2 separate regions of the Mus musculus genome follow, and region 1 is linked to region 2. A link is a loop called in an ENCODE intact Hi-C map of the cell type or tissue named here. Cell type or tissue: gastrocnemius. All regions are shown on one strand. Links, peaks and the distances in the headings refer to the core of each region. The heading gives the core; the rest is flanking DNA. Region 1 has its middle 37 kb from the start of Gm22741. Region 2 has its middle 24 kb from the start of Gm36224.

What was found. Peaks named below come from ENCODE experiments on the same cell type or tissue, not always from the same donor. Only the 100,000 strongest peaks of a DNase experiment are listed, where the experiment ranks them.
Region 1: it touches region 2 in a loop (2.4-fold over the local background); 1 of 42 quality-filtered maps calls a loop at or near these places.

The regions. Positions count from the first base shown.
Region 1 is chr16:20,774,459-20,790,103 of GRCm38, reverse strand. No RefSeq gene overlaps it. Among named protein-coding and RNA genes, the nearest start is that of Gm22741, 37 kb to the right of the region's middle. In gastrocnemius, for the core only: no CTCF peak of the experiment used is centred there; a DNase peak (open chromatin) is centred at 10,079.
Region 2 is chr16:21,359,898-21,375,542 of GRCm38, reverse strand. No RefSeq gene overlaps it. Among named protein-coding and RNA genes, the nearest start is that of Gm36224, 24 kb to the left of the region's middle. In gastrocnemius, for the core only: a CTCF peak has its summit at 7,899; a DNase peak (open chromatin) is centred at 7,911.

The sequences.
Region 1 (15,645 bases), core at 5,182-13,181, 590 kb after region 2:
AGCCCTCCATTAGTCCCAAAAACACTGCTGTGTTCACCACACCAAGCAAAAGCAGGGAGAGAGCAATGGCTACAAGCTTACCTGCTGTGCATAAATATGTCCCATGGAGCCTTTGCCCTTGCCCACTGCCATTCCTAGAGAGCAACCTCTTTTGTGATAGATTAAAAGATTCCTTAAGCCTAGCAGTATATATAAAACAATGCTTGCTTTTTGTTTTGTTTTGTTTTGTTTTGTTTTGTTTGTTTGCCTCCATCCTTAACAATAAGGAACCTACACAGCTTCATCAGTGGAATTCCTCTCTCGAGGTATAATGAATAGTCCCATGTGCCAAGAGCTGCTGAGGCACTCACGTCTCCACAGTGCAGTTACCCACAGGCTTATATTAGTCCCAATACAGATGGCGTGCTTTTCACCTACAAGACAAAAATCTCTACGGCAGCTGATTTAAAGTGTTCAAGATTCTTTATTTCAACAATCTCAGTCCTTTCAGTACTTAGACTTCATCCATTCCCAAAAGCTACAATTATAGGAAAACCCCTTAAGACTCTTAATGAGTTTTAAAATAACTATTGTGCAATGTTAATTGGATTAGACCATTGTTACACATATCTACAGCAGACTTACAACCTCTATTTGACATCCTTAAAGGCGACGCTGATCTCACCTCCCCCCACCCCCACCCTGTGCTCCCAAAAGGTTCCCATAAAGCCTTACATTTGAACAAAATAGAAATATATTTTAGTTACAAAAATTAACTACAGTGTACCTCTGTCTTCATTTGTTTTCAATATGCCTTTACTCCCTACAGTCCTTCTGGCTCAGTTTACTCCTGCCCTTGGCGACCACAGAATGGGTACACTTGCATCTCAACCCCAAAGGTTGGTTACCCCACGAGTGATCAATTAGATTATTGGAACCGAGACCCAGATTTGATTGTTGTCCCTTTGAAGCCTCCCAGGTTACTTCTTTATATATTTGGGTCTTCCATAGTAAACACAATTAGCCTCTTCTACAAGACAAATCTTACATCATTGCCCTAGGGATAAGACTCTCCAATTCCCCCAGTGTACCCTCTTTTGCTGTCCCTACCAGTGCTTCCTCTTAGCCTCTGTGTGATGCTCTCAAATTTGTTACTGATGGTTTCCCCTTAGGTAAAGCAGCTGAATGGTCCCAAGATAGATATTAACAACATCAAACCAATTATTCCTCCCAGCAGGAAACTGAATTATTTGCAGTTCTTACAAGTCTTACTTACTTTGCTGTTACTGCTGATATTGCTCCAGGTTCACAATATGCATTAGGAGTCGCAGCCTTCTTTAAAAATGGACAGGATATGAACTAGAGAGATGGCTCAGCAGTTAAGAGTACTAACTGCTGCTCCAGAGGTCCTGAGTTCAGATCCCAGCAACCAGTGATGGCTCACAACCATCTGTAATGGGATCTGATGACCTCTTCTGATGTGTCTGAAGACAGCTACAGTGTACTTACTTACATACATTAAATAAATAAATAATTTTTTTAAAAAAAAATCCTTCAAAATCATAATGTCCTTCAGGACAAAGTGGGGCACATGTCTAGAATCCCAGCACTTGGGAGGTGGAAGCAGGTGGACCTCTGAGTTCAAGGTCAGCCTAGACTATAGACATAGTGAGCTCAAGATAGCCAAAGCTATGTAGAGAGACCTTGTCTCAAAATAATAACAAAAAAAGTAATGTCCTGTTTCTAAACTTTAACAAGCTATTTGGTGTCACACCCTCTTTGTCAATAACCCATAATATGTGCTCTCAGACTTCACCACGACGTATTATGGAACACTACAGCTGATGTCATATCAGTTTCTCATCAAGATCAAAATTCTCACACTTTGCTACATCAAAATGTTCACTCCTTTTGCAAACAATTTCCTTCTCTGACACACACCCAAGCTACACACATTACACTAACACCCTACTTCTGTAACTCTAACCCAGTATTCCCCATAGGTGAAAGTAATCCCTGTGGTTTAAATTGTATTTCCTTATTAATCTGGTTTTATGTGTTTGGGCACTTTCCTGCCTGTGTGTATGTACATCCTTTGCATACCTGGTGCCTGTGGAGGCCAGAAGAGACCGCTGGATCCTCTGGAACTGAAATAACAGATTGTTGTGAACTGCCATGTGGATGCTGGGAACTGAACTCTCATCTGGGAGAGCAGCAAGTACTCTTAACTGCTGATCTATCTCTCCATCCCTAATCCCAGTGGTTTAAAAGTCCAACAGAAGTGACAGATGGATGGTACCCAAGCCAAGTCTTTTGTGCATTTGGTCTTCACACATGTTTTGGCAGATAGTTCAGGTTTGCCAGCGCTATGGCTCAGCCTGGGGTGTCACTTGTATGTGAGGGGTCACATTGTCTTGCTGTGTTGGCTGTTTCAGGCATTTCTTATAGTATCAAAGAGGATAATGGACCCACATATACTTCCCAAGCTTTCCAAACCTTTCATTCCTTTGGGATATTACCCATAAAGACAGGTATTCCCTATAACCCTACAGGACAAGTCACTGTAAAACAGACTAATGCTCTCCCTAAAACAAAAAGGGGAACAGGCTCCTTTAAGCCTACTATGTCACTACCTTAAAGCTGTGATTCTCAACCTTCCTAATGCTGTGACCCTTAAATACAAAATTAATAATCATGTGTGGTGACCCCTAACTATAAAATTATTTACATTGCTACTTCATAACTGTAGTTTTGCTACTGTTATGGATTGTTATGTAAATATCTGTGTTTTCCAATGGTCTTAGGCAACCCCTGTGGAAGGGTTGTTCGATCCCCAAAGGGGTCATGACCCAAAGGTTGAGATCCACTGATCTTAAAGGCTTATTACCTTAATTTCCTTCTGTAGGTGACGGTGGATGTTCTTCTGTGAAAAGGCACAAGGCAGGGTTTTCTGCTCATTCTGGACCTCGCCTGCAGGTTTTCTGGCAGTATCCACAGGGTGGCACATGGAGAGGCCCCCAGATAGTCTCACTTGGGGTAGAGGGTATATGTGTGTAAGTCATGAGAATAACTGTGTTTGATTCCAGGGGGAAAATATGAGCCTGGTGCAGGCTGATGCAGGATAAATTTTACATCATTACCCTAGGGATAAGACTCTCCAGTTCCCCCAGTGTACCGCTTTTGCTGTTCCTACCAGTGCTTCCTCTTAGCCTCTGTGTGATGCTCTCAAACTTGTTACTGATGGTTTCCCCTTAGGTAAAGCAGTTAATTGGCCCCGAGATAGATATTAACAACATCAAACCAATTATTCCTCAGAGCCAGAAACTGAATTATTTGCTATTCTTACAAGCTTCCGACCTAGACTATGAATGCCTTCCGCTCAAGGCCACACCCCTGGCCAGGAGCCAAGTGATGAGGTGCAAGCATTAAGAGAGTTGAGCCAGCCCTTCCCCTACAGATATTTTCTTTATGATGATCTTCAGCTTCAGTGCTTTAATGGATCTGCTTATGAACAAATGTATTGGGCACATGTTCCACAACCCGCTGAAGCTCCTCTGTCACTCGGTTTGATGTTTCCTCAGTGGTATTTTTTTTAATAATCCTGCATACTCACCTTCCGTAATTATATTTTTGTCAACTTAACACAAGCTCAAAAAGGAAAGAGGGAACCTCAATTGAGAAAATATCCCCACAAGATTGATCTATAAGCAAGTCTGTGGGAGCATTTTCTTAATTAATGATTCATGTGGGAAGGCCTAGCCCACTGTGGTCAGTGTTACCCCAGAGCCCTGGGTAATATTTTAGAAAACAGAAGCTGAGGAAGCCTTAGGGAGCTAGTCAATAAGCAATGCTCCTCTATGGCATCTGCTGTGGTTCCTGCTTCAGCAAGACAGTGACCCAAGACATGTAAGCCAAATAAGCCCCCTTCCCCCCAAGTTGCTTTTCTCATGATGCTTCATCACAGCAATAGAAACCTAAGATATTGCTTGAACCCTATCTTGCCACAGGACCCAGGGATAGAGTCCATTCAACTACAATGGCTTCCCAACCTTCCCTATATGTCGCTGCTAATAACTCCTTTTATTACTGCCCAGGAGTACAAATCTGGTTGGCCTGGACACCCAAGAAATGAGATCAAAAGGCTATTTTAAACTTTATAACATTGTTTTATGACTTATTAGGGACCAGAGCCTAGAATCCTTAGCAATACCATTTATCCTCCAAATAGAACTTTCTGTGCTAAAGATAGACGATGAGACCCAACAGATGAGAGTTTAGGATAGTCTGAGTATCTTGACATAACATCCTTGCAATAAAATCATAGCTAAAAGAGACATGATAGATGGCAGACCCCACAGAGAGCTGGCAGTTGGTGAAAATTGTGTGTTGGAATGAGTATTCAATAAAACTACAAAGTGGGTTATGGGTGGGTTAGCAACCTCCCTCATCTTATGATCGCATTTGGGACTATGCAAGACCACATCTGGAAGTTGGGGGTATGACCTGTAATGGTGTAGAAATGGAGACTGTCACTGGAATACAACTCAAAATTCTGCCCATTTAAATGCAACAGCAAATATGCAAGTTTGTGTATCAGTACGCATCGTGAGTCTGAATGTTTATAACACATCACCCATCCTGACTATTATCTGCAACAATATATTAACCATATTCAAAAGGGAAAGATTTTGTGTTTACCGTTCTTAAAAGACCAGTATTTCCCAGGGTTCAGGTCTGTCTTAAAAAGCCATGGCGAGAGGCTCCAACTGTAACTTTTATGCATGAAATAGTAAGACTCATCAAAGGTTTATATGGTGGTCAGTTGCTGGAACTGTGAGCTCAGCTGGCATTGTTGTGGTGTACCAGGAAGGGAAACAACTTGTAACTTCACAAGCACAAATTCATAACAAAAGATTCATGATAAAATTCAACAACTGAAAGAGTCCATAAGTCAGTTAGATGAATAAATCCAAGATCTATGAAGGTCATGGCATTTGAAGTCCCATCTTGATGTCATTCAGTATTATGTTCAATCAGCCAAGTTCACCTTGATGAGAAACAAGGAACAGGAAATGTTGCCAACATCCTTGTCTGAGAAAGAAACATTGTTCATCTAAGAGCAGTCTGACCCTTGGCACACCAAGGACAGAAGAAAACAGTCTGTACAACAGGTTCTCCAGCTCAGAAGCCAGCACATACTGTTTCTTACTGTGGAAAGGTGTGTTCTGTTCCCATATATTTTTCTACCCAACAACTTCCTTGTCTTCCTCCTCCCTGGTGATATATTAATTAGAACCCTCTAATACTTGTAAGCATGGTTTAATCATTGTGTAGTATCTTTGCATGCAGTTGCTCCTAATAAAAGCTTGGGACAAGAGGCACTCTGTGTCCTTAGGACTTCTGGAATGCTCCTTGGGTCGCTATGCCACCCCTGCTGACAGTTCACGTTCCAAGCTCAGAGTTTTATTTCATAAACTGAGCTCTGCTATCCTCAGCTCTGCTCAACCATGAGGACCCGAGTTCAGATCCCCACACTTAGGCTGGATAGCTAACAAATGCCTGTAGTTCCAGTCCCATGGGATCCGACACCCTCTTCTAGTACCTATGTTCATGCACGTACACACAGACAGACAGACAGACAGACAGACACACACACACACACACACACACACACACTAAATGATTTTTTAAAGGAATTTAGGTGATTGCAGACTAATGTGTAGCTTTGCTAGTAAGTACATGCCTGGCATGCATGATGTCCTAGGCAATTGTCAGGCATACTGCAAGGACAAATAGCAAAATTTCATCAGGGCTAGGAATCTCCTGTGTGTAGATTCCTGGAGCACAGATAATGGACTAAGGCCATGACTATCTCCCACCCTCCATTTTTAAAGATCGTCTCCCTTTGCAGTCTGGTCTAGCCTTGGATTAACTATATAGACCAGGCTAACCTCCAGAACCACCAAACTCAGCTACAGCCATGGCACTTAAGTAAAGTATTCCAAGGTCACATCCTACTTCCCTGGCTAGCTGCCCAGTGTTCAGAGGGAACGCCCTGCTCTGAGAACCAGTCATGATCCTTGCCTATGACCCCAGATCTGCCATTGTCATCTTCATAAGCTGCATCAGAATCCCCAGTGAAACTGTCTAGAATGCTGGGCTGGGTGAGAGAGCACATGCTGCTCTTGCAAGGACCCAGGTTCAATTCCAAGCACCCACATGGCAGCTCCCAATTGACTTTAACTCCAACTATGGGGGGGGGGACCTGATGCTCTCTTTTGGAGTCCATGAGTACCAAGCATATACATGGTATGCATATGGACAGGATGCAGACACATAAAATGAAAATAAATAAATTTTTTAAAAAGCAACCCTCTGGATGAAAGGAGGCTGGTTCTGAGATGTGGGTGTTTTGCAAACCCCAGGCTTGAGCTACAGCAGGACTGTTTGCCAGAGAAATCGTTATACAACATTGTGATATACAATCAAACACTTCCTGAGAATAAATCATGAAGACATTTGTTTTTAAAAAGTTCTTTGGTTGGTATACACAAATTTTTATATTTTATTACAGATAAAGGCAAATGTTTATATTAATAAGATAGACATGCTTGTCTATTGTTACATAAAGAATTAAATCTTAGCCAGGAATAGTGGCACACACCTCTTTGATCCTAGAACTTGGGAGACAGAGACAGATGAATCTCTGAGTATGAGACCAACCTGGTCTACATAGTGAGTTCCAGGATAGCTACAGAGTGAGACCCTGTCTCAAAAATAAAATTAAAAAAAAAGAAGAAGTAAAATAAATTAAAGTAAATCTTGGCGTAATGGTTGATACCGAAGCTCCTCAGGAGAGACCAGCAGACTCTCCAGGAAGAGCTGTACCAACCTGAAGCACCAGAAAAGGCCACAGTGGGGTGCAGGGGTTTAAGGGAACTACCAGGAAAGGACCTGCAACCTCTACTCGCAGATAAGCCAGAATCCCAAGAACAGTGAGACTTTAGAGAACAAAGGCCCCCACTCACCCTCCCACACCCAGCACTTAGGGGAACCTGCTAGGACCCCTCCCACACGCAGCACCTAGGGGAGCCCGTTCGGCTCCGGGGATGGAGATGAGATCTAAGGGAGTCCGCGAGGGCACGAGGGCGCGAGGTATGGATATGAGATCACCACTTTTCACTGAGCCATTCACTCTGTAAGCACTCTGTTTACTTCTTGCTCTGTTACTTAACCTACACTCGAGCACATATACCTCATGGTGGTTTTGCTCTTGTGTGTATGTTGCTCACACAGATCACACAGGATCGCTCCATATGTTTCTTTACCGGGTCTAAACAAGGTATTCTTTGCCAGACCTTTCACCAGCATCTCATGGACAGCCCCCCTTACCCCTGCATCTCTCCCTCTTTCTCTCATCCTTATCCCCTTCTCCTCCTTTAACAAGCTCTAAAATCTGTGAACACAGCTTACAACTTTCCCCTCCCAGGAACTTTACCTATCTCATTTGCCGTCTTCTTTTCAAAGTCAATCTAAGCTGTTAATAGTGACACATGCATTTCATCTCAGCATTTCCAAGGCAGAATAAGATGGATCTCTATGAGTTCAAGGCCAGCCCAGTTTATATAGTGAGCACAAGTTCAGTCAGGATGACACCGTAAGGCCCTGTCACCACCACAATAAAAGTCAATCGATCTACTATTTATGCCTATCTTCATCCAACCTAGCTCCCTGACTCCTAATGATTAAAATCTGAGCACACTCCATACCATCCTTGGTTTTGACATTGGGCCAGTGAGGTTAATTAGCTCAAACATATTTGCGTACTGGGAATGCTCAACAGTTGTGACTGCTTTTGCAATTAAATACTATTCTACTCTGAGAAGAATACAAAATACACATTCTGAATAACACATTCTACCACATTCGAATATTTGACTGAAGGGATATAGCTGGTGAAGTAAAAAGCATCCGGGGCTGGAGAGATGGCTCAGTGGTTAGGAACACTGGATGCTCCTCCAGAGGTCCTGGGTTTGATTCCCAGCATCCACAAAGTGGCTCACAAACGTCTGTAACTCAAGCTCCAGGAAATCGAATGTCCTCAGGCACCCACCAGGCACACACGTAGTACACAGGCAGGCAGGCAGGCAGGCAAAACATCCACACACAGAGAATAAAATAATAGTAATTTTAAATTTAAAAAAAAAAATCTCAAGTAACAACATAAGAAACATAAGAAAAGAAGAAGGAGAAGAAGAAGGAGAAGAAGAAGAAGAAGAAGAAGAAGAAGAAGAAGAAGAAGAAGAAGAAGAAGAAAAAGAAGAAGAGGAGGAGGAGGAGGAGGAGGAGGAGGAGGAGGAGGAGGAGGAGGAGGAGGAGGAGGAGGAGGAGGAGGAGGAGGAGGAGGAAGGAAGGCAACATGACTCCTCCAAAAATTACTAATCCTACAGTAATGACATCCAGTGAGAAGGAGTTAGATGAAATCTCAGACATGGAACTCAAAAAATGATTATAAGTATATTCAAAGAAACTAAAAAAGAAAGTAAGCTCCCAAATATAAGGTAGAATAAGGGAGAAAATACCAGTGGTTAGGTACTGATTTATTGATTTAATTAATGGTTTACTTAAAGTACTGCTTGTGTTGCCTGTTTGCTAAGCATGACTTCACTTGCAGTCTGCAACAGAATGACCTGGAGACGTAGCTGAAACAACCCGTCATTGTCCTTAACCACCTGCTGACTGTCATGTAGGCTTGGGTAATATCCTGCTTGCTTGCCCACCCAACCTATGGTTTTAGAGCATTAAATAAGAAAGCAGACTGAACCCAGCATTGAAGCCTTTCAAGAGCCAAGCTGGCTGCAGTCCACCAGTGACATCTCTGTTCCATCTCACTAGTGTTGGAGTGCTTATTCTAGAAAGATCCCACAGCAGTTCTGGAGGCCCCAGCTAGATCTCCTTCACTAAGGCCCCCGTTGTTCCAGAAAGGCTGCTGCTCAGGGACCTCTCAGCCCGCTAAAGGTCTTTGGAACTAGGAAGTATAGACCCCTGATGGGATTCTTGGGTCCCCTTCCAGTGCCCAAGGGGACTGTGAGACCCAGGACCAGAGCCTCCAAGTGGAAGCAGATGAGACCAGACTAGACATCTTGATCAAGTAAGGACCCCAGGAAGATGGACAGAAAGAAAATATGTAGTCTTGACCACCTGGCCAGAGATTGTCTCCAAAGCCTTAATGGAATACCAAGGTAGCACAGGTTTCCAAGGAAAAGCCTTAGATATCAAACCGCTGGTATTAGTTTCCAGAGAAATAGACAGACTAAAAATTAAATATGGGAACTTATAAATTCTGAATATAAGCATTTGTGTGTATGAATGCCTGTAACGGTCTCATGATTCTGAGGCTATGGGATTTGATTGGGCACCAATCTGTGGTTCCACTAAGGTCATTTACCCTGCACTCAGCGTCCATAATAGGAGGTGACAGAGCACAGTGATTTATCTGTGGGTATAAGGTAAAACCTTTGCCAGGTGGGCAGCCAGGTGGGCACCTGCTTGACGGTGAAGCTGGTCATGTCCATCTCACCCTATGCACCACACAAGGCTAGGTCCATATAAACTCCCTCAAGCTCTTGGTTAAGAAACTCTTCAGGGGCTGGTGAGATGGCTCAGTGGGTAAGAGCACCCGACTGCTCTTCCGAAGGTCCGAAGTTCAAATCCCAGCAACCACATGGTGGCTCACAACCATCCATAATGAGATCTGACTCCCTCTTCTGGAGGGTCTAAAGACAGCTACAGTGTACTTACATGTAATAAATAAATAAATAAATCTTTAAAAAAAAGAAAGAAAGAAAGAAAGAAAGAAAGAAAGAAACTCTTCAGTCATTGGGTCTGCACAGTCCTAATGTGAGATCCACATAGTTCTGCAAATAGGCCTGAAGACACCAAAGAAAGCAGCCAGTTCTATTAGCATTGTCAGTAGATGGAATCTACTGGCTCCAAGTGCTAGTGCTGAAGCAGTCACAAGAGCACCGGATCAGGTCCCTCCAAGGACATCTGCCTCATACAATGCTCACCAACGCCCACCAGCCTGCTCTACCAGGCTCTGGTTGGCTGTGTTTCAAGGACAAGTCTGTCCCAATGTGTTCACTTAGGGAGATGCCAGCTTCTCCTCTCTTCCAAAAGGATGGCAGCTATGTTATCTGGACACATGCTTGCCTGAAGAGGAGGGAGAGCTCCTTTCCATGACTACAGAGAAATGACTAAAGAGACTTTCCTCCTCACGGCTGGACTTAAAGTATGAGCTGCTCCCCAGTTCAGATATGAAACCTTTTACTGATGGGAGCTGAAGCCTACTGCAGGGGAATAATAGCCCCATCACATCAAGAAGTTCCAAGTAACCATATATGGAGAAAGGAGACTGCTCACCTCAGGGAACACAACAGTTAAAACAAAAGCCAAATCCTCCAGATCCTAGAGGCTGCCTGGGCTCTACAGTAATAGTAGTGCACTGCCAGGCTCACACAAAACCTCAAAGGTGAATGAGTTGGGAGAAAGAAGTAACAGACCAGATTGCCCTCCAGGAAATCCTAGACCAGTAGTCCCCTCCCCTTACAACCAGAAGGTATGTTTTAATGACTGAAGAAGGAGCTACTAAACATCAGGAAGACTAATTACTACAGATAGGAAAATAAGCGTTCCTGAGATGACAACTCCCAGCCTAGTCCAGCAAGCTCATAAAACAGCCCAACTGGGAAAACTGCCCTACAAGAATTGTTGCAAAGACATTTAGTGTTCCCTAGGCTGCCCACACTGACCCAACAAGCTAGCTAGGCCTGCCTACAGGGTGCTTGGAACATTCTCAAGTGGTGACCCAAGGCCCTACACTGACACAAAAATGGGGGCCTACCATTTAAACATCTAGACATGGACTTTACCGACAGCATTCAATCTAGCAGAGGGAAGGTACCTATACTTGCTGGTTGTGATATGCACTTTCTCCGGCTGGACAGTAGCTTTTCCTATGTACACAGAGAGTCAACTTGGAACTTGTGTAAATGGTATCACCCCAATCATCAAACCGGCCAGGAAAATGAGTAAAACTTTTTAAAGCACACTGGTCAAACATTGCCAACCAACAGACCTCCCTTGGCCAGGAATTCTGTCATTTGTACTGTTGGGGTACATTGTATACCCTGTAAATACAGTTACCTCCTTTTGAGATTATGTTTGGTCACCCACCTCCACTGTTCCCAAAGGACTCAAAGGACCTCTGAGAGTATGGACATGCCCACCTCCAGTGCTTCTTAAAACATTTAGCTGACGCCGGGCGATGGTGGCGCACGCCTTTAATCCCAGCACTTGGGAGGCAGAGGCAGGCAGATTTCTGAATTCAAGGCCAGCCTGGTCTACAAAGTGAGTTCCAGGACAGCCAGAGCTACACAGAGAAAACAAAAACAAAAACAAAACAAACAAACAAACAAAAACCATTTAGCTGACACTGCACAAAAGTTGCCCATCCTCTCAGCTCTTAACGTTGCAGGTATCTAACCATGGATACACCACACTGAGGCAGTTGGAGACCCAAGCGGGGACTGGACTGGGAGAGCTCCCCAGAGCAGCCTCTGAAATTGACCAGCTCAAAGCTAGTTTGTCTTCCTGATGTCCTTCTTGAACCTGCTGATGTACACCTGTGCAGTCCCACTTCCCCACTCCCACCCCCGACCGTGTCACGTAAATTAATCTGGAGAACAACCTTACTCCAGGGCAACTCTTATTCCTAGACACCCATCAACATGACTAACCACCCCCAGAGGGGTTCTGCCTTGTGTTCTTCAGGTGGTGCGTCTACTGAGAGATCAGCCAGCCTCAGCTCATCCTTCAGGAAAGTCCTGCTGTGATGGAATCGCCCACATCAGGCTGTGAATCCCTTCTGCAGTGACAGCCTGTGGACGGGATAGAAGGATGATTATGGATTGTGGATGGACTTATTGATCTTATCTTAAATACTGGTCATGCGTGGACTTTGCCTCAAATGAGACCTGGAAGGGGGTTCCCACAGAAGGACATATAGGCCTTTGATTGAAGGCTGTGCTGGATAGTTTTAAATCAACTTGACACAAGCTAAAGTCATCTGAGAGGAAGGAACTCCATTAAGGAAATGCCTCCATAAGACCATAGGCAGGCTTGTCGGGCATTTTCTTAATTAGTGACTGATTGGAGAGGGCACAGCCCATTGTGGTTGGGGCCACTCCTGGGCTGGTGGTCCTGGGTTCTATAAAAAAGCCAGCTGAGCAAGTTATGAAGAGCAAGTCAGTAAGCAACACTCCTCCATGGCCTCTGCATCAGCTCCTGTCTTCAGGATCCTGCCCTGCTTGAGTTCTTATCCTGACTTCCTTTGATGATGAACACTGATATGTAAGCTAAACTCTTTCCTCCCCAAGTTTCTTTGATCGTGGTGTTTCACCTCAGCAATAGTAGTCCTAACTCAGACAGGGGAAACCAGGGAGAAATAATATGGGACGTGACCATAAAAAGTTCTTCATCTGAAAAAGAAAAAGGCATGTCTTAAAATGCTGACATTGTTAGCTGCCAGCCATGAGTTCTTTAACGTAGGTCTGATGAATATGCTTACGAGCTGGCCAGGTTACTTATACTGGAATAGGAATGACCAACCAAAGCCTGAGTAACATGCAAAAGAGATGTTTAACAGAGCCTCTTGATAAGGTCATAGGAAAAGTCCAATGTGTAAAAACTAAAAAGGACTGTGCCAGACTAAAAACAGTTACTGTTAAAAAGGACAGTAACTCCTAATGGTGCACACTACACCTGCCCCAAATGTATTTACCCCTGCTGCCCAGGAGACAGTTAGAAACTGGTGATCCTAACCTCCAACTTAGATATGCTCCCAGGAATTAAGATCCAACAAAGCTTACATCCCTTAGATTAAAGAAATAATTAAAAAAAAAAAAAAAAACCCAGTACGTATGTTTACCAGTCCTTCTAGGAATGGTCCTGACAGTGTCCATGAACACTGGTGACACTGCAGCAGGCATCTGACAAGTTCAACATGGCCAGTTCTCTACTCAGATCAAGAAAAACTTAACAAATTTTCAGAAAACACGTCACTTGGAACAAAATAGATTCATTGACAATGATCTCTCAAAATCCTAGGAGGTTAGACTTGACTATGGATGAAAGGGAAGATATATATGGTTTTGGATGAGAAATGCTATGTTATGCCATATGAGAAAATTACCAAAAAGTTGTTTAAGTGGATTAAGGCTAAAGATGCAAACAAGAGACAGTGGAGCACAATGAAGATCATAAACCAGAAGTATTTCCTCAAGATAAATTTGTAAGGTGTTATGAAGGTAAAGAGGGGGAATAAAGCAAAATAAGCTTTAAAAAAAGACCAGTTATTAGATACTGACTTACTGATTTACTTAAGCACTGCTGTGCCGTCTGTCTGTCAAGCATGACTTCACTTGCTACCTGGAACAGAATGACCTGGGGAAAGAGCTAGAACAATGGGTGCCACCCTTAACAACCTGTTGGCTGCTACATCATGGGCTTCTGTACAAATCTTTCTTGCTTGCCTGCCTCACCTTGTGGTTTTAGAGAATGAGAACGCAAACTGGACCTGAGCCTAGGCCTCTCAGGTACTGGGCAGGCTTCCGGTGACCTCCTGCCCTCCGCTTCACCGGTGTCCAGGAAAAGTCCCTCAACCAAGAAAGCAAGAGGAGCCGAATGGACTAGGGAGGCTGCTGAAGACATGAAACAGGAATTCAACAGAGAGATAGAAATACTGAAAAAAAGCAATGCGAAAAAAAATGCTGGAGATGAAAAACATAAATAAGTCAAGCAAAAAATCTCTGTGGAAAACCTCGCCAACAGAAGGATCAAGGAGGGGCTGGTGAGATGGCTCAGTGGGTAAGAGCACCCGACTGTTCTTCCGAAGGTCCAGAGTTCAAATCCCAGCAACCACATGGTGGCTCACAACCATCTGTAATGAGATGTGACGCCCTCTTCTGGCGTGTCTGAAGACAGCTACAGTGTACTTACATATAATAAATAAATAAATCTTTAAAAAAAAAAAAAAAAAAAGAAGAAGGATCAAGGAGAGGGAACTGTTCAAGCTTGGAGACAAGGTAAAGGAGTCAGAACAACCAAGCAAGGACAGAGATGAAATACTAGCAGAGTACCAGAGGGAACTGCAACACTCTGAAAAAAAAAAAAAAATGCCTACAAGTTATAGGCATAGAAGGAGCAGAAGCTTGTTCTAAGCACATAAAAAAAATCTAAAAATAATCAAGACTGACAATTTTTCCAGAGTTAGGGAAAAAGATGCCAGCCAAGATACAAGAGGTATTTAGGACTAAACAGACAAACATGGAAAGAATTTCCCTGTGCTGGATAGTTTTATGTCAACTTGACACAAGCTAAAGTCATCTGAGAAGAGGGAGCCTCCATTAAGAATATGCCTCCATAAGATCGGGTTATAGGCAAGCCTGTAGATTATTTTCTTAATTAGTGATTGATGGGGAGGGCCCAGCGCATCATGGATGGAGCCATCCCTGGCCTGGTGGTCCTGGGATCTATAAGAAAGCAAGACCATGAGCAAGCCATCAGGAGCAACCCAATCAGCACCCCTCCATGGCTTCTGCATTGACTCTAAGTTCCTGCCCTGTTTGAGTTCCTGTCCTGACTTCCTTTGGTGATGAAGTATGATGTGTTAGTGTAAGCTGAATAAACCCTTTCCTTCTCAAGTTTCTTTGGCCGTGTTATCTCATCACAGCAATAAGACACTCCCTAATCATAATTAAAACACTAAATAGACAGAGCAAAAAAACAAAGCATATTGCAAACAGCAAGAGAGAGGCTCAGCAGGTAAAAGCGCTCGCTGCCAAGCCTGATGACCTGAATTCAATTCCTGGCACTCATGCTAAAAGAAAAGAATACGACTCCCTCAAGAACTGAGATACCTGCAAAGGTTTGATTGTATCTTTCTTTTTACACTCCAGATTTTATTTCCCCCCCACACCCCCATCCACCCTCCAACTGTTCCACATCACATACCTCCTCCCCACTCCCCTGTCTCCACGTGGATGTACCTACCCCCCACCCCACCTGACCTCTAAATTCCCCAGGGCCCGCAGTCTCTTGAAGGTTAGGTGCATCATCTCTGAATGAACACAGACCCTGCAGTCCTCTACTGTATATGTATTGGTGGCCTCATATCAGCTGGTGTATGCTGTCTGTTTTGTGGTCCAGTGTTTGAGAGATCTCAGGGGTCCAGATTAATTGAGACTGCTGGTCCTCCTACAGGGTCGCCCTCCTCCTCAGCTTCTTTCAGCCTTCCCCAATTCAACAACAGGGGTCAGCTGCTTCTGTCCATTGGTTGGGTGCAAATATCTGCATCTGACTCTTTCAGCTGCTTTTTGGGTTTTTCAGAGGGCAGTCATAATAGGTCCTTTTTTGTGAGTGCTCCATAGCCTTAGTAATAGTGTCAGACCTTCGGACATCCCCTTGAGCTGGATCCCAATTTGAGCTTGTCATTGGACCTTCTTTTCCCCAGGCTCCTCTCTGTTTCCATCCCTGTAATTCTTTCAGACAGGAACAATTATGGGTCAGAGTTGTGACTGTGGGATGGCAACCCCATCCCTCACTTGA
Region 2 (15,645 bases), core at 3,428-11,427:
TTGTGGTCACATGCTCCAGGACAGGACCCAGGTCAACCACCTACCATTCTCAATTATGAAAACTGCCAAGGTTCCCGAATCTGCTGGACCTTATCAGTTTTTCTGTCTAGTGTCAGGGTTCCACTTGCCTCACATCCGTCTCGAAAACCTTCCAAAAAAGGGAAGCAGGGGATACTTGTGGCTGGCCAGAGTGGAATGCGTAGTCTCTGGCAGAACCCAGGAGGCTGAATCAGGCTCAGGCACTACGACATGACTGAGGAGGGTCTGGTTTTGTGTTGTCCACGAGAGGTGACCTGGCTTTTGGAGACTGCATCCTAAGCAGGGGCAGTCCTGGGGCTCACGTGATGTGGTCATTGAGCCCAGGGAGCTTCTTGGTGCTACCTGCTGGGCACGAGCACTCACAACCACATTCCCCAGGGAGAGAGGAGACAGCAAAGGTGACATAAGGGAACCCTCTGTCTTCTGGGGCACAATGGGTCAGGACCTGCATCTTTCCCAATGTGTACATGGTTCATTAGTGGCAGGGTACCCCACATGGATACCTCAAGGGAGCTACGGGACATCATCAGTGCTAGGGGTTGACTGGGAGGAGAGCAAGGCAGCTTAGTACCCAAGCCATCACCATTCTGGGGACCAGTTCCCTCTCAAACTAGAAGACCCTGGATGGACTGGGGAGCCTTTGGTGCTGTCATCTTAGGTTTAAGAGACACCCTTCATGTCATCTCGCTGTAGGTCATTTTGTTGGGTGGGGGGAATGTAGTATGAACATCTCAAAATCCTGGGAGCTTCCCTAGGTCTCTTCCACTTATTTTCCAAGATCACCCACTCAGAACTTGGAGTGGGATTCTTCCTCCCCAAACTCAATGCCCCAGAAAATAGGTAATGAGACAGGAAAGGTCCTCTTTACCTCTGGGCTTGGGGGTTTGCTTGCCTAAGTGGATGTCTCTGTTCCCATGAGACAGAAACCAGCCAGACCCGTTGAGATAAAGAGGAGCATCCTGGCTCTGAGGAGAAGCACGGGGAACTGCACTTTCCTCTGGACCGTCTGAGGTCCACTTTCAGAGCCAGAAAGACCTAGGATGCTTTCTTCTACCAGGCATGTCTGTGTGTGGTTTGTACACATACATGGATGTACAATCGATTGTACGAATGAAGATTGGTGGATCCACCCAATGGTATGTGAGGTGGACAGTCATGCTCCCAGCCAGCAGTCAAGCCCCACCATTTTCCCCAGTGGGTACCTTAGGTGTCCCTTCCTCCAGTGACTCCTTCCCAACTCCCCAGCATCAAGCTGTCATCCTCACCAACTCCTCTCTACAGCCTGGCTGTTGCTATATCCTCACTCTTCCTCCGCAGCAGCAGCTCTGAAATCTGTTCCTTTCTTGGTCTCCGCCTCCTCCATCAGCATCCCCCCCCCCCCCGCAAACCCCCCCCCCCGTGTCCCCACCTCTTTCCCCTGTCTCTTGATCTCTGCCTCTCTTTGCCCTTCCTTTGCTTTGCCTACCTCACTGTTCCACTTGCAGACTGATTTTGTGTCGAGCCCTTACAAGTCTCTCCCAGTGGTGCATTTGTGTCTCTGTGCTCTCCACAAGTAACTAAACCACTATCTCTCTCTGGAGAGGAAGAATGCCTAACCCATTTCCAACCTGGCTGTGTACGCACAGGCCTGGGCTCTGGGCCCAAGCTATAGACATCAGTGTTGAGAAGATCCCCCAAGGCCTGCTGCTGTGCTGAAACCCTTGGACCTTGGGAAGAACAGCTAAGCAGGCGAAGCAGTGAAGCAGCTGACTGTTACTAAAACAAGTGTTGGGCCTGGCTCATTTGCATGTTGGGTCTCTTTTACATAAATCTGCATGTCAAGCTGGAGGCCCTGGAGCCAGGTAATGTAAAAAGGATGCAGAATAAATTAATCAGTATGCCCTACTGCAGGTGTCAGCCAGCCCTAGCTTCCCACAGAACAACCTAGCCAGCTAGCGGCCTTTAGGGTGGAGGTGGAGCAGGGCAAGTGCTAGCTTGCTTCTAGCAGGATGTGAATGTGCTCCAAGCTGTGGATGGCCCGAAGGGCAGCCGACTACCAAGCTCAACTCAGAGCAGTCCAGCGAGAACGGATGGGCTGAAAGAATGGTGTCTAGAGAAAAGGCTATGGAACCTGACAGCTCCCTGGGGTATAGGAAGTCCCAGGAGCTTTCCAAGAGCTCCAGGCTCTCCACAGTAGAATTCAAATCAGAGGCTGTCTGTTGGCTCTCAGCAGCTGTCACTCTATGCTCCTCAGCTGCCCGGGAGTGGCCAGATAGCACTGCTCCATCCGAGGGTCTCTAGGATCCAGGGAGATGAGTGTAGAGAATCTGTCCATCTTCAACCATCCCTCAATGAACACTACCTCTCCTCCAGCCAGACATTAGACCCATCTTCCCTTCCTGAAAAAATTCATGTAGTGGGTTTCTCTACTTTAGGAAAGTGTCACTTTTGGGGGTTGTGAAATGATTCTTGGAGCCCCAAGACTACAGAGAGACTTTCCACATAACAGGGAGAGTGGGGCAGGTCCCTAGCACTTCAGCTGAGACCCTGTCCCACTTCCTTGTCAGGCAAAGGTGAGGCAGCTCTGCAAACTCAGAGATGCCACAAACTCCCACCCTCTCCAGAGGGAATCCCCAACCATAAACCTGCAGCGAGCTATGGCTGCGCCCTTCCTGGGGCAGGAGGCTGAGCACCATGATTGTGCTGCTGCTGAGCCAGCCGTGAGGGGAGCACCTCAGGCTGACAGTACAACCTGGCATAAAGCAGAAACTCTAGGGGGCTGGAGAGATGGCTCAGCGGTTAAGAGCACTGACTGCTCTTCTGACGGCTCTGAGTTCAAATCCCAGCAACCACATGGTGGCTCCCAACCATCCGTAATGAGATCTGATACCCTCTTCTGGTGTGTCTGAAGACAGCTACAGTGTACTTGCATATAATAATAAATAAAGCTTTGAGCCAGAGTGAGCAGGCTTGGAGAGAGCAGAGGTCCTGAGTTCAATTCCCAGCAACCACAGAATGGCTCACAACCATCTGTACAACTACAGTATACTCATATACATTAAACAAACAAATAAACAAACAAATCTTTTGAAAAACAAACAAACAAAACCAGAAACTAGTCTAGAGTTTATCATGTCTCTGTCTGGGTCATAGGCTAGCCAACACTGTGTGACCCAGGGCAAGATAACTGAGTTCTCTGAGCCTAGTTTGCTCACTTGGAAAACAGTTCTTCCTTATGGCGTTCTTAAGAGAGATGGAGCATGCGAGCACCCTGTAGCATATCTGGGACAGATGGGCTTTCTAGTCTTCCCCAGTACTCTCATAGGCCCAGGGTTCACTGCTGGGTGGGCCTGGGTCTGAGGAAGGGGGTGGGAGGAACTCTCTTCCCTCCTTCCCCTCTTCCCTCTGCTCCCTCCCATCAATTCCTATTTCTGTGAGTTCAAGGCCAGTTTGTTCTACAGGGCAAGTTTTAGGACAACCAGGGCTCCACAGAGATGTTATCTCCAAAAAACAACAAGCAAGCAAGCAAACAAACAAGAGCCCCTCAAATATCGTCAGGCCCCTCCCTGTTCACACCTTACTGGCTCCCAAGCACACTGGAGGAAGCAGGGGCTTCTTGACTTGGCCTGAGCGTCCAGGAATCTGGTTCCTGCGATCTCCATGGTTTCTCATTTTGTCTTCACTCAGCTCCAGTCACGATGCATGGCCCATGGCTGAGAATTCCACTTACTTCCAGGTACCTGACCCCACCCCCTTCCCTCAGTGGTGCAGAAATGGCTTCTATGGCATCTGTCTTTTTATTTATATACATATATATGTAACACATATATTTTATCTATGAGTATTCTGTATGTATATCTGTATGGCAGGAGAGACATCAGATCCTATTATAGATGGTTGTGGGTCACCATGTGGTTGCTGGGAATCGAACTCAGGACCTCTGGAAGAGCAGTCAGTGCTCTTAATTTGCCTAGCTATCTCTCAGGCCTGGGCATTTGCCTTTTTATAATGCCTGAGAGAGATCATTTTGAGGGGTTTTATATCTCAGGAGACTGCAGAGAACCTGGGGTAACCTTCCGTCAGCAGAGAAGAGAACTCAGGCTGCTGGGAAGGAAGTGGTTTCCTCCAGGCTCCGATCCATGTGAAAGGAGCCGCCACCAACTCACCTTTGCCACTGAGGGTCTCACACTCTTGGCATTAGTCATCTCTCTGAGGGAATGTGAAAGGACCTGGGGATACGAAGGAAGGACTTTCAAGCCACACAAAATACCCACCCCCCGCCACTACGCAAATATCTGGGGACAAGGGCTATATGATAATACTCTCCCCCCAGACTTAGTCGCTCACTCTCTGTAAAACACTGGCCTTTCTCATCTTTTAAGAGGGCAGGACTTGAGCAGGAAGAGTGGGCATCAAAGCAGGGCGCATCTGGAGAGCTGCTTATTGAGGAACGGTCTCATGAAATCTAGTTAAGGTCACTGCTGGCTTACAGAGAGCACACGTTGTAGAATCTGAATTTTAGAGCCTCTTCCTAGACAAACAAATGGGCAACTTAGCCTCTTGGAACCCCAGTCTTCAACAGAATAGCTCTCTCCTTCAGGCAAACACGGGCCTTGGGATGTGAAGTGCCTCCCAATCAGGCCAAGCCATGCAAATGTGTGGATTTGGGGCTTTGCTTTTGTTGTTTTGAGACTAAGTCTCATGGCGCCCAGGCTGGTCTTGCACTTACTGTGTAGCCAAGAATTACTTTGAAGTCCTCCTGTATGCACAAAGCAGGCCTGGTTTTATGCAGTGTTGGGGATGGAACCCAGAGTTTCAAGAGTATTAGGCAAGCATTTTACCAAGTGATCTGTATCCCAGCCTCACAAACTGTTTTGGTTCTGTTTTGTCAGGCACTGGGGAGTAAACCCAAGCCCCTCCCACTCGGCAGCCAAGTGCTCTAACGCCAAACTATATCCCAGCCTCGCCTTACATTTTGAGGCAGGGTCTTACTATATTGCCCAGGTTGGTCTTGAAGTTGCTCATGATAAAGTTGCCTCATCCTGTTGCTCAAGATGACTTTAACCTTGTGATCCTCCTGCCTCAGCCTCCTGACCGGCAAGGAGCACATGGCTGAGCCTCCAAGCCAAGCTACTCATGTTCTTAATGAGGTAGGCAGAATCCAGGAGTTCCTGATAGGAACAGGGCCCCAGTGCTCGAGGTGGATGATCACACCCACCTTTGCCCTTGCTCAATTCTGTGCCTACTCTGCTTTGGACTGAAAGGTGGCAGGCAGGCTTATAAATATTTGTTCCTTATGGACCGACTGACTTTCATGAGTTCTATCAAGCCGGCCGATAAGATAACCTGCCCTGCTGATGAACACTGGCATTAGGTCTTCTGTGTGGCAGGTCACCTTGTGTGCCACGCTCAGAAGTCAGTACAGAGGTTCTCAGTTATCGGTGGGAGGGGCCAGCCTAGGGGCCTCTGGAATTAGCTCTCTTTGTTCTGACTGTGGTGTCTGGAAGTGACCTGAGATTCTACTTTAGCCCCTTTCATGCCAGGTGGGGACAAGCTCTGCCCTCACCCCACAGAGCAATGAAGCAAAAGGTTTTGAAAAGACCTGAAGTGACATTCTCCTTTAATTATGCACAAAATCTCCAGATCCATTTCAGCCTTTGAAACGTGAAACCCAGGAAGGCAGGTTCCCTGGCAGAGCAGTCACACAGTGAAGTCGCCACCTCCATTTCTCCTGCGTAATTTAATGAGTTGAGGAGGCTTATCAGTCAGGCTGCGCTGGCTCCAGACATGCTGCACCCTTCAGTCAGCAGAGGTCACATTAGAAAGGCTGGCTGGTCAGTCAGCCACCAGCAAGGTGAGCAGGGTCCGGGTGGAAAGCTAAGATCCCATCTCCTTGCTTAGACACACACCACTCTTGCCTTGTTCAGGCTAGACCAACTCACAGTCACCATTACCTTGCTCAGGTTAGACCAATCCAAAGTCTCCTGCAACCCCTGAGCTGGGCCTGCTCTCCTGGCTTTGAGTCTGGGACTCCAGTGAGAGGTAAGGCTCACTGCCTCCCACTTCTGATGGCCTTAGACACTCAAACTACTGCTGCTGCTGGTGCTACTAGTACTACTGCTACTATTCCTACTACTATTCCTATTCCTATTACTAGTAGTAGAAGTACGTCCTCCTTCTCCTCCTCTTCTCCCTCTCTTCCTTCTCCTCCCCCTCTTCTTCTTCTTCTTCTTCCTCCTCCTTCTCCTGGCCCCTAAAGACTCTTCCCTAGCCAGGGACCAATCCCAGTGCATTTCTTGCACGAATCCAGGAATCTGGCTCACACACACATACACACCACAGTCTCATGTAGTCAGCCCTACTTGAAGTCTGTGAGAATGCTCCTTGAGATGTTGTTTGCCTTTCTCAGTATTTGCCACACCTTGTATCTGGAAGATGTATTTGGTAGACACGGTAAACCATAATAAAAATAGATTTTCCCAGTAGTCACCTGATTCTAGAACAAAAAAGAAAATGCAGGGGTCAGGTAACCCAATCCCCTTTTTTTTTTTTTTTTTTTTTTTTTTTTTTTTTTTTTTTTTTTTGGTTTTTCAAGACAGGGTTTCTCTGTGTAGCCCTGTGGTGTAGAACAAGTAACACAGGCTGACTTCAAGCTCACTTTATAGCCAAGAATGACCTTCTTCTTCTTCTTCTTCTTCTTCTTCTTCTTCTTCTTCTTCTTCTTCTTCTTCTCCTTCTTCTTTTTTTTTTTTTTTTGGTTTTTCGAGACGAGACAGGGTTGCTCTGTATAGCCCTGGCTGTCCTGGAACTCACTCTGTAGACCAGGCTGGCCTCGAACTCAGAAATCCACCTGCCTCTGCCTCTCGAGTGCTGGGATTAAAGGCGTGTGCCACCACGCCCGGCTGTTCTTCATTTTTTAATTCCTTCCTCTATCTCCCTAGTGCTAGGACTATTCATATGCACCAGCACACACCGATCCTCTAAACCAGGGCACGTCATGCTAGGCAAGGGCTCTCCCAATCCCTGCCCCTTTCCAAACCTTTAGCCGTCAGATTCCATCCACACTTTTACTGGTAGCTAGACTGAGGCTCAGGGAGTGTGGTGGTCTAACCAGTTGTGACAGCTAGGACAGCCTAGTGCGGATGGAACTCAGAATGTAAAGAGTAGGGGACAGAACCCCTCGACTTTGGGAGGGTGCCCCATGATGAGGGTGATGGTGACAGTCCTCTGGAACACCGCTGCACTCCAGATTCCCCTCTGTGGTCATGGCTCTCAACGTCCAGGCCAGATCCCGCTTCTCGTCAAAGGGAGGGAGGTACAGTTTTACATTAGCTCAATCAGGAGTAGGGGCCCCTAAGTCCAATCTGAGCTCAAAGAGTGTGGGAGAGTCAACCAAGCTGTGCCCCAGTCTCATCAGCTGCAGAATGGAGAGATAACAGATCCTATGTAACTGCCTAGCAGTTACTACCCTAGCTCAGCAATTCCCAACCTTCCTGATGCAGCTACCCTGTAAAACAGTTCCTCATATTGTGCTGACCCCCTACCCACAAAATTACTTTTGTTGCTACTTCGTAACTGTAAGTTTGTTACCACTATGAATGATAATGTAAATATCTGATATGTAACCCTGGAGGTTGTGACCCACAGGCTGAGAACCCTGCTCAGGCACTACAAAGTCAAGGGCTGTGCTTCAGTTCCTGCTGGATCTGGAGGGTCTCAGTCAGCAGAGGTTACAGACAGCACTCCGTTGTGTTTGTCATTACCTGTCCCTGGTTATTATTCTTTACACTGCTTGGCGTATGTTCTTGTTCCGCCTCCATCACCGTTCCTGCATGCTCCCTCACCCTGCAGACTTAGCTTGCTGGTCTTCCAGCTCTCCCACCTGCAGGGGGAGTACCCAGCCTGGCCAGCGCACGGCTTCCCTGCCCATCCCTGTCCCACGGATGTTCAAAGTGCTATTCCCTCTTCTGTGTTTTGAAATTCTGGCCAGCCTCCCCTAACTTACTGGGCTCTGCCTAATAAGTCAGGAGTGGCAAAACAAAGCAAATCAAAACTCGGCATTACTTTTCCCCAAGAAAGCTGCCACTTATTTTTGTTTTGTCTGATTCAAAACTGCCTGATGCAATTCCCTTCTGCTCTGACAAATAGGACCCTCAGCAAAGAAGGAAACAGAGCCAAGGCAAGAAGAGAAGGTGCCAGAGGCTTTCGGAGGGCTATGAAATCCCCACCCAAGAAGGCAGCTGGATAGTTCTCTTCTGTGTTGGGGCCTTCACTTTCAGGAAGACAAGACTCATCCATTTGAGTGATTCTGGCAGGGCTGGGGCCAAGAGCTTTCTTCCCTTCTGCCTCTGCTTCCTGAGACGGCACAGAGAAGGCAATGGCTGCCTTCACCCCATTGTAGCCCAGAGGCCCAGTGCAGAAACAGGCCCTTGGAAACCTCAGAGATCCACTCACCTTGTATTTTTCTCCACAACTGAGGATTTGCATTCACGCTGATTTAGTGAAAATTAGTGAGATTTGGGAAATTGTAAGATAAATAATTCAACTCTGCAAACTAACGTGAAGGCTGGGTGAGGTGGTTGGTAGCCTTCTGTGATCTCAGCATCCAAGAGGACAAGGCAGGAGCTTTGCCACTAGGTTGAGACTAGCTTGGCCTATGTAGCAAGTTTCATGTCAGCCATAACAACAAAATATGATCCTATCTCAAGAAAGTCCACAGGCCCACACTTGAATGGATAAGACGATGTCAAATAATAATTTGTGAAGAAAAGGAGTTACAACCTGGGAGCCGCGGCTCGCATCGTCAAGCCCACACTTGGGAGATAGAGGCTAGAGATCAGGAGGTGTTCAAGGCCATTCTCAGCTACCTAGTGGGCTGGATCCCAGACTACATGAGACTCTGTATTGAACAAATAAATGCACAAACAGAATATAAACTAATAATTAAAATTGGGCATATGGATGTATGCCCTATACCAGGAAGTAGCTCCCAGCCACTGCTCCGGTGCCATGATGCCTACCATGATGATGAGGGACTAAACCTCGGGAACTGTAAACCAGCCCCAAATGAAATGTTTTCTTTTATAAGAGTTGCCTTGGTCATGGTCTTTCTTCACATCAATAGGCCAGTGATGGAGACAGTGTCTGTAATGGCAGTCAAGCTTAACTTAACTAAGTAGACAAGAGTGTTAGCTCTGCACAGTGCTCTTAAATTGTATCTACTGTTGTTGTTGTTGTTGTTAGGAGGAGGGTGGAAGTCAGAAGAGAACGTCACCAGTCAGGCTTGCTCCTTTACCTTCATGTAGCTTCTGCAGACGGAGCTCAAGGACAATCACCCTGCTCTGCTGAAGCCACCTCATTGGCCCCAGGTAAGTGTCTTAACATTGGCCTCCTGTTTGCCTGAGTTCAGATCTTCCCACCAGCACTCTGAAGTCCAGCAGATGGTAAGAATGTCTCCGACTATGACCACAGGGCTTTTGTAGGAGGAAAGGCAGGTCTCGGTGGTGACAGGAAAAGGTATTCTGTGGTCCACAGCTTCAGGACTAGGTTGTGAAGCTAGGGAGTCCTAAGGCTGGGACCACTGCCACAGGCAGAGCCCAGAACATCTCGGGGGGGGGGGGGGGCTGATGTTTGACCGATAGTGCCTATAGCTCCCTGGTTCCAGGGGGTTCCCACTTTTGTCCTCTACCTCATCTTTACCTGGTGTGGTGTCTGCTCTCAGCCTTTTCCACAACTATACTAGAAATCTAAGAATGGTCCCCTCTCAGGGCTTCCAAATCACCTCAGTTCCTGTGGCTGAATCTCTTCCAGGACCTGGGTGGGGTACCCCAGCATCAGAACTTGTCACCTGGGCACTCTTGCAGAGAGAATGGCTGGGTGCAGCTGCAAGAAGAGGGAGATGAATGCACGTGCACACAGGGAGCTGAGTTTGGATGGCTCTTAGATAAAGCTACATTCTGTGTTCTGCAGCGGCCCCACTGGAACTGATTCACACTAGCCCCATGGGATAAACCCAGGCCACTAGCTGTGAGCCTCAGTGATCCCCAGCCTCAGCCTGGCTCTTTTGATTCTCAGGAGTCTGTGACCTCTGAGAAGTGAGCACAGGGAAGGTGCCCAAGATGAAAAAACGTTTCAAACTCCCAGCAGCCCTGGCCCCAGACAGCATGGCAGGGCTCTCCCTCTGAACACCCACACCTCGCACCCCCAGTGGCTTCTTTTTCTTGCTTCTGGGAGGCTAAAGGCACCCGGATCAACTGCTCTGCTCTGGCTTAGGAGTCCTGATACCTCATCACAATGGGCACTGAGGCTTTTGTGTGACGTCCTCTCTTCCACATCCTGGGTCCTTGTCACAGAGGCTGCACAGAAAACAATGGGCTCTGGTGGCCAGACGCTATCAGTATTTGTCTTCCTGCCTCGTCATGGGTGGCAGGCTCTGACGCACGGGTGACACTGGGTGGGTCTTTACCTGTTTTACCCAGCCAATTGCATACCAGAAAGCCTAGCCCTGGTCACCCTTATTGATCCCAACAGAAAGCTCTCTCGGGAGTTCATCTATCTTTACCTCATCATTCTGTGCAAACTCACCTCAGAAAACCTGCCAAGCTCTTAAAAAAACGACTTCTGATAACCTTCTGGGCACACAGATGGCACAGTGATCCAACTTCAGCTTGTACAGGAGTACAGCTCCACGCATGAGACCCCTACATTTCATCCTTAGCATGGCCAAATAAAGTAAATGAAGATTTTACACGATTAAAACAACAACAACAACAACTGTAGAGAATCCTTAAGAAGGGACAAAGAGTAAGTTTTCAAGTTATCCTTGAACAAGGAACTTAAACTAATAAGATGATATTATACCACCAGCAAATATGAATGTCTGCTGTCAGGCTCAAACCCCTGATGGCACAGCTGGGTGGTTCCAGTCTTTGGAGGACAGAACTCAAAGACTGCAAGCTCAGTATGTGCCAAGGAGTGTAACTCACACTCATGCTCAGCCCAGGGGACAGTGTCTCAGCACGGCTGGTCCAGACAACCCAGCAGTGCAGAGGGGGGAAGCAGAGGCAGGCCTGAATCTAGAATTCAGACAAACACAGGCCACAGAAGAGCTAAGGATGTTTAAAATCGAATTTAAAAACAAAGAAAACACTGAAAGGAACCATGGATGCTATTTTTAGTGCCAAGGGGCTGTCCTGTACAGGAGATAAAGCAGCCCAACTGCAGAGGACAAGTCAGGCCCCTGAAATTAGAGAAGAGGGTGCTAGCAGCTCCAGCAATGAACCCAGCATCACAGGAGGCATGCAAGCAATTTCCAGTTGGGGGTGGTGCAGAAAGAACACTCGAATTCAGCTGTGACTCAGGGGTCTCTCTTACAACTGGTTCTTTCCCACATACGAGTGTCCAGCACTCTCTGGGAAAGCAATAAGGCTACAGTATTTCTCAACTGGTTTTAGATCGAAGCTTTAAAATTTCAGGTAAAGAGTTGGACAGTGGTGGTGGACGCTTTTAATCCCAGCATCAGGGAAGCAGAGGCAGACGGATCTCTGAGTTTGAGGCCAGCCTGGTCTGCAGAGTGAGTTCCAGGACAACCAGGGCTACACAGAAAAACCCTGTTTGGTGTGGTGGGGGGCGGGAGGGGTGCTTCAGGTAAAGGCCTGGGGAGATAGCCCACTAGGTAAAGCGCTCACCCATCATGCAAGCATGCAGTTCTGACCCATGAATAGTTCCCCACTATTCATATGTTAATAATAAAAATATTAATTAAAAATGAAAAGCTAGGTACAGAAGTGAAGAGGGAGACGGCGGATCCCTGGTGTGCAAGGACCAGCAAGCCTAGCAGTTTCAGTAAATTCCGGTGTCCAGGATAGATCCTGTCTCAAAACGTAAGGTAGGAAGCAATCAAGAAAAACTTTGTATGGAAATATTTGGCCTCCACACTGACAGACTCACATATGCACCCACACTCAAACATGCACACATACAAAATTAAAACAAATTTCAGATAATGAACACAGATCCCAAGGGAAACAACCTGGGCCCAGACCCTGGCTTTGTTACTTTTTCAATTTTGTGACCCTGAACAAGTCACTTAACCCCTCTGCTCTCTGTCTTGGTAGTCTTCATGGCAGTGATAATTATAGAGATGTTACGAGGATTAAACAAATTAGCCTTTGGGAAGCAGTTGGAACACTGTGGGAACATCACATTGTAAATGGGCTTGTTATATCCAATAGGCATATGTAATGACTGAAGACAGATGGTTCAAGGTCTTCCCTCTTAGCCTGCTCAGCAGCAGCAGCAGCAGCAGCAGCAGCAGCTCTAGCTGGAGAGAAAAGGGCCCAGAGGCAACTGACAGTGTAAACTCACAGGCAGGCTCTGCTCTCTCCAGACACACAGAGTGACCCTCCCCGCGGTCAGCGTGGGGAGGCTTTGCGTTTAGTGACTCCTCCTCCCTCCTCCAGAGCTCTGGGCACCCTGAGTACACTGGAGGCAACCTACATTTGTTCCAGTGAGACACGGGCCCTGTTCCTCTCCTTAGTTGTTAACTGTTGTCCTGGCTTCTCCACGTATTAACCCAAATTAGTAAAAAGGACTCGTAAAAGCATTTACTGGGCTCAGACGGCAGCACTGCTCATTCTGGCTGCAGGGCTTGGCAATGACAGCTGCTGGTGCTGAGGGCTGAAGGCGGTGCCCACTGCACCCTGAGCTCAGCCGGGCCCCAGTCAGCCAGCTCACCCAAAGGACCATCCCCGGGGAGGCCCTGCCATGGCACACTGTGATGTGTCAGGCAGATACTCACACTGACTATATGTTTTGCGAAGGGAAAAGTCCCTTAGTAGGACTTGAAGTGCAGAGCAACTCATCCTGTAGAGCTGTTTGTTTGAGGCAGGATCTTTCCATGTAGGAGGCTGGTCTCGAACTCCCAACCTTCCTCCATCTGCCAGCTTTTTGTGTGACAGGATATCTACCCCATTTTGCAAAGAGGAGAAAGGAGGCATAAGGGATTGGAGCTGGCTCACCTAGAAGATGTAGGGCATGCTGGCCAGGACTGACCAGAAGCCTACACCCCCTCCCCACCCAGTCCCACAGATTTGGGTATAAAAGAATGGGTGAGGCCTTCCCCTGGGGGCGGGGCAGAGTGTGATCACTGCTATCGCCTCCCTAAATTATTATTGTTGTTATTATAATAACTAGTGGTTGAGTTGAGTGGGTGGTGGATGTCAGATAATTACCAAGACCCCCAAATTAAAGTGTGGAGTCTTGACTTTTCCACGGCTGCTCCTAGATGAAAGTGAAAGCTAGCCTCAGGGAGCTGGGGAAGAGCCCTAATCCGGAGACCAGCGAGCTAGACTGGAAAGGCTATGGAGAAGACCAGACTCAAGACTTAGAAAGCTACAGCCAGACTTAGGATCCCAGCCTACACACAGAGTGTCTGCTCTGCCCCGGGATGCCAGGCTGCAGAGGGTCTGCCCTAGGAACACTGGGAAGATGGCCAAATCTCCCTAGTGTCCTGTCCTGTGTTGGTACTCCCTTGATGACTGAGCCCTAAGTTCCTTGGGCATAGAGTGGGGATAGTAGTCACACCTGTCTTGAGGGGCTGTGGCAAGTAAGATAAGGATTAGAGGAAGGTTCTGAGAAGTCAAGAAAAGCCAGTCTCCTTCTGCACCCCTCAACTTTTCTCGGGACCTCCAACTTCCTTTGACATCAGGGTGACACTAGGAGGCAAAGCCCTGCTCTATACTGAGTTCAGTAGAAATGCCAGCCTTAGTTTCTCTCTGCTTAAGACAGAACAAGAACTCTCTGCCTTTGGCCCCTCCCTGGCCCTGAGGATTGTGAGATGGACAGAGATATGGTCCTGGGAGGTAATGACAGTGGGCTCTGTTATTATTGTCATTACAGCTCTGTCCAGCAGGCAGCAGGAGGTGACTCACCGTCTGCATTCTGAGGCCTGCCAGGACCTGCCTGCCAGGCAGGATCCCTTCATGTCAAGCCTAGTCATTCCCAGGTCTCTGGCAGGTTGGTGGCACTCCACTGAAGGGTGGAAGGAGGTGTCAGATTTGGGGAATCAGGGTGTCCAGCTTCGAGTTAGGAGCAGCAGCAATAGCAGGATCCAGGCAAGAGGCAACAGGAGCAGGCTACTGGGCGGTGTGACCTTAGCTCCTGGGGAGATGGCGATTCCTTCTGAGGAGTAAGGAAAGGATCAAGAGCCTGGGCCTGGTGGCTACCTCTGTGTGGGGAGCCCATGTGAGGGCCAGCCCTGCTGTGCTGGCAGAGGAGCCTCTTGAGCAGTGGCTCTCAACCTTTCTAAGACTGCAACCCTTTAATGCAGTTCCTCATGTTGTGGTGACCCCAACCATGAAATTATTCCATTGCTACCTCATAACTGGACTCTTGGTATTATGAACTGCCTTGTAAATATTTGGTATGCAAGATATCTGATATGCGACTCAACGAGGGTCGTGATCCACAGGTTGAGTAGCCACGTTCTAGATGCTGGGTAGGATGGTGCTTACGTTGTATACCTCAGCTCCTAAAATGCTGTGCTGCGGGGGGCAGCCCCCAGCCGTGACAACCTGAACACTAGACAGCCTTACAGACACAGCAGAGGAAGGGACTTTTTCTAGCTGGTGCTTGGGGAGGAAGGGAAATTGCAGTGCAGACACCCAGACCTTTGGATGGGAGCTCCGTCCTCTGAGGAGCCATTTAGTCCAGAGTCAGTGCTGGGTTCTGACCAGACACGCCTCTCCTTCCTGGGTCTCTGCTGTGGTCCTTTGGTTGTTAGAGAAGGTGTCTTGGGTTTGCTTTTGATTGGAGATGGGAGGGACCAACTAGGGCTCACATCCGTGCATGAGAAAATGAGGCCTGGAGAGTTTGAGCCTTGCTTAGGCTCGGGGGCAGTGTGCTGGTCCTGATGCAGACTCTAGGGTCTTCCTGGGTACCAGCATCCATTTTGATTCACTAGGAAATAACGATGGTGTCTACTACCATTTGCTGATAAAGTGGGGAGACAGAGGATGCTCTGGCCACTCCTTCCAGGCTGAGGCACATCTCCATCCATGCGTTCAAGTTCAGGGCTGTTGCTTTATGGATCTAGTACTTTTTGCTGAGATTTTCATTCATTTCGAGGAATCCAGAGACAGAATATGACAGGATCCTTAACAGTACCCAAGATCAATGGTTTGCTGGAGTTATAGCCCAGCAATCAGGGATACAGAAGAGGAAAAAATGCTCTGAGGAAATGGAGAAGACTTCTGGATGCAGTGACATCTAGGTGGGTCCTGAAGGGTAGATACGAGTTTGCTAGAGAAGGTTGTGAATGAAAGAGATGAAGTAAACGTAGGGAAAAAGTATATGAAAGAGCCGGTTGGAAAAGTTTTGTGTATTTGGAAATAACAAATAGTTTGACAGGCTAGAGAGACAGCTCAGCAGTTCAAGAATGCTTGCTTCACTTCCAGGGGACAGAGGCTTGGCTCCCAACGTGTTGGGTGGCTCAGAACGTCCCACCTCCAGCTCCAGGGAAGCCAATGCCCTCTTCTGAACTCTGTGGGCACCTGAACACCTACACCTGAACACCTGAACCGCCTAGGTACGCAGACAGACACATACATACACATTCATAAAAATAAA